Regions from separate parts of the Homo sapiens genome. Here region 2 is linked to region 1. Evidence: chromatin contacts called from ENCODE Hi-C data. All regions are on one chromosome and are shown on one strand. Each heading gives the region's core, a stretch centred on a gene start or an enhancer-like site at or near the end of the contact. The rest is flanking DNA. Distances are from core to core; before and after follow the strand shown. Region 1 holds the start of PBDC1 (polysaccharide biosynthesis domain containing 1). Region 2 holds the start of CHIC1 (cysteine rich hydrophobic domain 1).

The links. A loop is a pair of places that touch in the nucleus more often than their neighbours do. Pooled maps may share reads with other maps.
Region 2: a map of CD8-positive, alpha-beta T cell shows a loop between it and region 1 (11-fold over the local background). The contact joins the promoter of CHIC1 here to the promoter of PBDC1 in region 1. A Hi-C loop is called at or near these places in 2 of 168 maps with a recorded cell type or tissue (both CD8-positive, alpha-beta T cell), 1 of 37 single-sample maps with no recorded cell type and 11 of 50 pooled maps.

What each region holds. Positions count from the first base shown.
Region 1 is chrX:76,171,176-76,174,776 of GRCh38, reverse strand. It overlaps PBDC1 (polysaccharide biosynthesis domain containing 1), which reads right to left and starts at 1,715. Exons shown (of 6, transcript NM_016500.5): 1 at 1,609-1,715; 2 at 1,127-1,192. The coding sequence starts at 1,638. RefSeq lists enhancers at 1,333-1,632, 846-1,703.
Region 2 is chrX:73,561,312-73,564,912 of GRCh38, reverse strand. CHIC1 (cysteine rich hydrophobic domain 1) reads right to left here and starts at 1,716. Exons shown (of 6, transcript NM_001039840.4): 1 at 1,333-1,716. The coding sequence starts at 1,628. It also overlaps the pseudogene MAP2K4P1. RefSeq lists a silencer at 1,737-1,796.

The sequences.
Region 1 (3,601 bases), core at 466-2,965:
TGTTACTGTCAAATGATAAAAACTGGAGTAATAAATTTGGACAATAATTATTTTGTCTGTATGACAACCAAAAAAAGCTACCTACACAGTATAATGAACACAATGAGCCACCGGCTATCTTTTCCCAGCTGCTAGTGAAAGCTGGGAGACTAAATAAAGCAGGAGATAAATCACCTTCTCAGGATTGAGTTAAATCATTGTAAAACTGAAATAATATACCCATCAATTCCACTGAGTTGTTGGGAGAACAAAGAATCAAAATGAAAATTACTTTTCACTTTTAAGACTGAAGCATGTCATAATCATTTTTGTTTACCAAACAGCCAATTCCCCATACTGTAACACCTAGAAATGAATTAGCACATGAAACAGGTCAAGGTTATAATAAGTCTTACCAAGCACCCCACTGGAGGTTCCACTGGAATCTCCCATTCCAACGAGACCGAGCTATTTCACTGACTCCAGAAAAAGCCATTTGCATTTGTTACCTCCATGCCTTAGACCATGCACTTTTCCCACGTGCCAATCCATGTCCTTTGTCCACCTACACTTTGAGGATACAGGTAAAGCTCCATTTCCTCAGTCAAGTCTTCCACTGCCTTGGCCCCTTAGGGATTTCTCCTTCAGCTAAATTATTTGGATCTTATGGCCTGACCCACTCATTATATGTATCACACTCTTATTTGGGTGTTTTTACTATTCTCACATCCTCTTGTCTTGTTTTGGAAAATACCTCATATACTTTCTCAGTAATTTTCTAAACCAGACACACCATAAGCTGCACAATGGAATCCCTCAGAGACCCTTTAAAAATACTGATTCTTGGCTCTCATTACCCAGACATTCTGATTTAGGTGGTATGAACTGCAATCTAGGCAGCGGGATGTTTAAAAGCTCCCCAGTAATTCTAAAGCGTGGCCAACTTGGGGAACCACTTCCACAGGCGTTAGTCCTGCGTTTGTGGACCAAGATTAAAACGAACTGAACGAAGGTGCAGTTTCTGGTGTAAGTGGAGAGGGTCTGCAGTAGATTATCAGGACGTGAAGTTATAACTTAGTGGCAGGCAGGTCCTGCAGAGATCCCAGGCTAGCTGAGTGGGTGGGAGCTGTGGGTGAGTCATACTCACATCGTTGCCATACGACTCTGCTGGGAGAGAAAGCGCATGTGCCACAGACACCAACTCCCCGGAAACCTAGAAAGGAGGAAAAAGAGTTCAAGGCTCCCCCCAAGGCCGGGCGCGGTGGCTCCCCCCAAGGCCAGTCGCAGTGACTCGTGCCTGTAATCCCAGCACTTTGGGAGGCCGAGGCGGGCGGATCGCCTGAGCCCAGGAGTTTGAGACCAGCCTGGGCAACATGGCGAAACCCCGTCTCTACAAAAAATACAAAAAATGTAGCTGGGCGTGGTGGCACGGGCCTGTAGTCCCAGCTCCTCGGGAGGATGAGGTGGGCGGAAGATCTGAGCGCTGGAGGTCGAGGCTGCAGTAAGCGGTGATCCCACCACTGCACTCCAGCCTGGGCGACTGAGTGACACCTTGTCTCAAAAAAGAAAAAAAAAAGGCTCCACCTGGCTCGACCTCCCCACTCACCCGACCCCAGAACAGCGTCTCACCGGCTCATCAGTTCCACTGGTGGCCGCCATCTTGCAACCCCCGAAAGCGTGGCTCCTTCCGCAGCTGATTGGAAAGCTGAGCCGGATCAGAGTCCTTCTCAACTGGCGGCTCCACCGTGCGCTCTCCCTCCAGCTGAGGAAGTTGCTGGCCCCGCCTTACCCTCCCCGCACAGGCGCAGAGGTGGAGTACTGTTGCGTAGGCTGGACTGCTTGAGAGATCTGAGGTGATTGACTCGTCAGTAATTTTCGGTGGTGATCACGGGAAAAGGTTGTGTTAAAATAGTGCCCCTTTCTTGTCTTCACTGCGCCGTGTGCCCAGCAAAAATTCAAATTTACTCTCCATTCATATGCGCATATACGCACATGCGCATACACATACACACCAGTACCCCAAACCAGGGAGTGATTCACGAAAATGCATGGTGCTAGGGCGCAGAGTGCAGGAATGAAGAATTTAGTCCCTGCCTTGGAACAACTAGATATAGTGAGGGACCGGATACAGTAGTGCTCACAGCATAGCATCGGATGATGTGGGAGCATGAATGGGGGATACCTAAGCTGAATCATGAAGGGGAGCTTAGCCAAGCAGACAGGGAAAGACAGTCCAGGCAGAGGGAATAGCACAAACAAAGCCATTAGTGGCACCTTGCTGGGAATTACAAAAGCAGTATAGCTGAATCCAAAGTGGAGTCATCTATAATCATTTGAGGGAGCACAGGGCCTTTGGTATGCTGAATGTTAAAGAGTAGAGAGTTTACCCTTAGAGCAACAGTAAGCTACTGAAGATTTTTAAGTAGGCCAGCTTCATGGTCAGATTTAACTTTTATGATCACTCTAACACAACATAGAAGATTAATTTGAGGAAGACAAAATTGGAGACAGAGACACCAGTTTGAAGGCAGTGGGTGATGAAAATCTAAACTAAAGCAGTGGCAGTTGAGATGAATTTTGAGAATTAATGGGGCTTAGAATCAATAGAACTTTTTGACTAATTTCATGTAGAGGATAAAGGGGAATTTGGATTCTAGTATGACTCCCAGATTTCAGAATAGGATTTGGGCATAAATATCGTTGAGCAAGGGAACACAGAGGAGAAATGATGAGTTTAATTTGAGAAGTTAAGTTATAAGAGCCTATGGGTCATTCAGATAGAATTGACCAGGCAGAGGGAGATCTGATCAGAGATAAATTTGATAGTTGGTACTTCAGGTTTAGTTGAGCTTTCATAAGAAATCTCTAAAGTACTGTAAAGACATAAAAAGCAGCAGGTCAAGCATTTATGAAGGAAAAAAGGCAGCAAAAAAAAAAAGTTGTCGATTGTCTGTCAAAGAACAAGGCAGAGCCTCACAGAAACCAAAGGATGTAAGAGCTTCTAGAAATAAGTGGTGAGCAGACCCCAGTACTCTCAGTTGAGTATACTAAGCATAAAAATATAGGGAGGTTGACAACCTTAGCAAGAGCAGGTTTAGTGGAATGGTCATTGACAACCTGAACAAGGGCAGAAGTCAGATGGTAGTGGGTTGAAGAGGGAGTGGGAGATAAAGAAGAGATGTTAGTGATCATGGAAAGTTCTTCCAAAACAGGTGCAGCTAGAAAGAAACATGAGGTCTAGGGACTTTAAAAAAAAAATCGGGGTAAAGATCAGATAATATAAAAATTTACCATTTTAATCATTTTTAAGTGTACACTTAGGTAGTGTTAAGTATATTTACATTGTTGTGTGACAGATCTCCAGAACTTTTTCATCTTGCAAAACTGAAACTCTGTATGCATTAAAGAACGATTCTCCACTTTCCTCTCCTTTTGGCCCCTGGTAGCCACCATTCTATTTTCTGTTTCTATGAATTTAACTATGTTAGACACTGCTTATAACTGGAGTTATACAGTATTTTTCTTTTGGGGACTGAATAATGTCCTCAACTTTCATCCACGTTGTAGCATATGACCGGATTTCCTACATTTTTAAAGCTGAATAATATTCCATTAACGCCGG
Region 2 (3,601 bases), core at 467-2,966, 2.6 Mb after region 1:
AGGCAGGAGAATTGCTTGAACCTGGGAGGCAGAGGCTGCAGTGAGCCAAGATTGCGCCACTGCACTCCAGCCTGGGCAAAAGAGTGAGACTCTGTCTCAAAAAAAAAAAAAAAAAAAAAAACTCAACATGTTAAAAATTGAAGCTAATATAAGGGAGGTAGCATATATATGATTTAATGTAACATGAACTCAATTGAAAGTCAAAGGGACTAGGTGAGCCATTATCAAAACCAGAGGCAGCATGACATAACAACAAAAGGCAACCTATTTTGAAAATGCAGTAAAAGATAGCATAGTTCAGAGGATGAACATGACACAGTACTCAAACTTCCAAATAGTTATGGTCCAAGCAAATAAAAATGAGGAAGCACTCTTTAAATCCCGGAGAATCATCAACATTTTTGCCTTGTAGCTGTTATGAAGTCCCTCCCCATTTTATTTTCTGAAATATTCAATTTTTCCTCAAGATTTCAATTTTTTAAAAAACCACCCTGGATAAATTTTAAAGAAATTATGCTCAGCTCCCAAAGTATTAATTTCCATATATATTTAATGCCTGTATATTTCATACTTGGGCATACAAAATCCCTTGGAGGTAAATTATCTCAGAACTGAAAAGCTTTAGAAACCATCTACTCCAAACCCTTCATTTTAGAGATGAAGAAATCAAGGCGCAGAAATGAGAAAAAGCAACCTGACCAAGGTCACAGGGCCAGTAAGAAGCAAAACCGGGACCAGCGTCTAAGAGCCCTGACTCAATCCATTTCTTTTTCTACTTTCCATAGCTGCCTCTCATCCTGAACCTCTAATCGAGTGATATATAAGGAAGGATTCGATAGGAAGAATGGATGGATGAATACGTGGGTGAATGAACATTCTATTATTATTCACAAAATATATCATGTTTCTGTTTTGAAGAATGCAAGCCTAGTTCTTGTCACATGTCACAGCAATTGCTGTTTCCCACAAAGTATCAATCTTGTCAGCAAAAAACCCTCTGGTACATCCTGCAGTTTAGAGACTGTTCACTTGCCAGCATACATACAAGAAAGGAGACTCACCCCTACTCCAATCGCTCTGGCTCCCAAACCCCTAACTTCCCTCTCCTATACTCACTCTTTACCTGGCATTGGTGCATCATATTTACATTCTCCTCACTTCCTTCACACGTATCCACCCATGGTTTCCCCATTTAGACCAGGTGTCCTTTCCTAAGTGTACGCCTCAGTCAATCAGTCAACCCTCCCCCACTCCACAGGCCCCTCGATCACTTCTCATTCCTCTGTTGCCAAATCTCAGGCATTTCAAGTCCCAAGACCCCCTCTCGCTTACACAGTGATGTGGCCGGCACCCCGCACTAATACAGGGTCGGGAGCATATCTCCGCAGATGCTCCTCGCTCACTACCCGAGGCGGGGGCGGCGCTTCCTCCTCCTCTTCCTCCTCCTCCTCTTCTTCCTCCTCCTCCTCTTCCTCCTCTTCCTCCTCATCCTCCTCGTCATCGTCGGGCCCAGATACCGACGACGACGACGACGGCGACGACGACGACGTTGCCGCTTCTTCTTCCTCCTCCTCCTCCAGTTCCGAGATGGTGTCGAACTCCGCCATGTTGGGCAGCAGGATGCTCATCACGTGACCTCGCGATCGCCGCCACGCTCCCGGAGAAGAGTTTGAACCTGCCGAGGTGCTGCAAGAGGAGGGGGAACGAAATGAAGAGAAAGAGGAGGGGTGTAGGGACAGGATTTGAGGAGACGCGCCTGCGTGTTGGGCAGACGGGGGGGTGGGGGGGCGGCTGCTGGAGGCGGGGGCACTAGAGAGGAGCAAAGTCAGTGTACGCTTGCGCAGCTCCAAGGGGAGGGGGCCGCTAGAGGTGAACTCCAAGGAGTTATCCAGGTCCGGTCTGCGGGTGCTCGCCTTAATACTGCTCTCTGAGCGTCAGCTACTTGTATTCGGGGTATCTTCTGATTTTATTGCTTATTAATTAATGCTGGGCATTATTAACCCAACTGCAGGCGGGTGAGAGAAAGCATATTGTATAAAAGTAAGGTTAGAACTTTGTCCAAAATATCTCAAGGTATATACCAATCCCTTACGTTTGTTCAGCATTACAGTTTAAAAGCCTTGCGTCATAACTTTGCCACAATCTTGGGAGGCAGGGTAAGCACTTTTATTAGCATTTTACTTAAGAGGAAACTTTTTACTACTTCTCCTATGTAATACTTAACGGAGGACTTATTAACTCAGGGACTGTGCTAAGTGCTCTGTATGTATATCTCATTTAATCCTCTGCAACCCTATGAGGTATGTATCATGATGATTTTATATTACAGATGGGAAATCTAGGTGCAGAGAAAATAAGTAATTTGTCCAGTGTCAGGGAGCTACTAAATGGGAGACCTGGTTTTAAATTTGGTGGTCTCTTCTGATTCCAGAAGCCCAGTACTCTTAACCAAAGGGCTGTACTGCCTGAAGTTGTTTGGAAAGATTTTGTAGAATGGTGCCTCTTGGGCTCTTCCTTAAAAGATGAATCAGAATATGCATGTTTGAATTTTGGAGTGTTTTTTGGGGGAGGGGGCGGATGGAGGGGGTGAAAGGAGCATTCCAACCTAAGGAAACCTTAATTAACATCATCCATTTTCCAGACACTGAGCTAGACCCTCACATACAATATTTCAGTTAACCCTTAATCCTGAGAGGTAAGTATCATTATATCTATTTTATTACATGACAAAAGTGGGTCTCAGAAGTTTAAGTAATTTATTCAAGTCTATGGTGACCTTTTGTTCAAAATTTTCCATTTTAAATGGTCTATCCTATCTTCTTTACACTCACTAAAATGTTGTGGGGATCACATATTTTGCGTATCTAAATAGTGTGCCAAACTGTTTCATACTTGGCAGCAGCACAAAAATCCATATCATTAAGACAGTAAAGTCACACAGCTGCTAAGTAACAGAACAAACACTGTAATCCAGGCATTCTAATACCAGCTTCACTGCTCTTTCTGCTACTCTACGGCTGCATCCCAATCAGATGGTGTGTCTCTGGGGAAACAGACATAGTCAAACTTTAATTTAGGATGAGCACGACATTATCAGTATAAACAAAGCATTTAATGTGTGTGAAGTAGGAAGAAATTAGTTCTGTAAGAGAAATGAATCAAACCATTATCATCAAGGAGTATGTGTTATTAAAATGAAAAGCCCATTTTTATTCAAAAGTTGGTTTATTTAGGGAACTTTAAAAATAAGTCGGAGATCGAGACCATCCTGGCTAACAAGGTGAAACCCCGTCTCTACTAAAAATACAAAAAAAATTAGCCGGGCGCGGTGGCGGGCGCCTGTAGTCCCAGCTACTCGGGAGGCTGAGGCAGGAGAATGGCGTGAACCCGGGAAGCGGAGCTTGCAGTGAGCCGAGATTGCGCCACTGCAGTCCGCAGTCCCGCCTGGGCGACAGAGCGAGACTCCGTCTCAAAAAAAAAAAAAAAAAAGTCATAACATTATCAATAAGCAACAAATTATAACTTTTTGTAGTTTAGATAACTGTATCTACTAGCCAGGAATTATAGAAGATAGAACCTTAAAATATTTTGTATAGCCTTC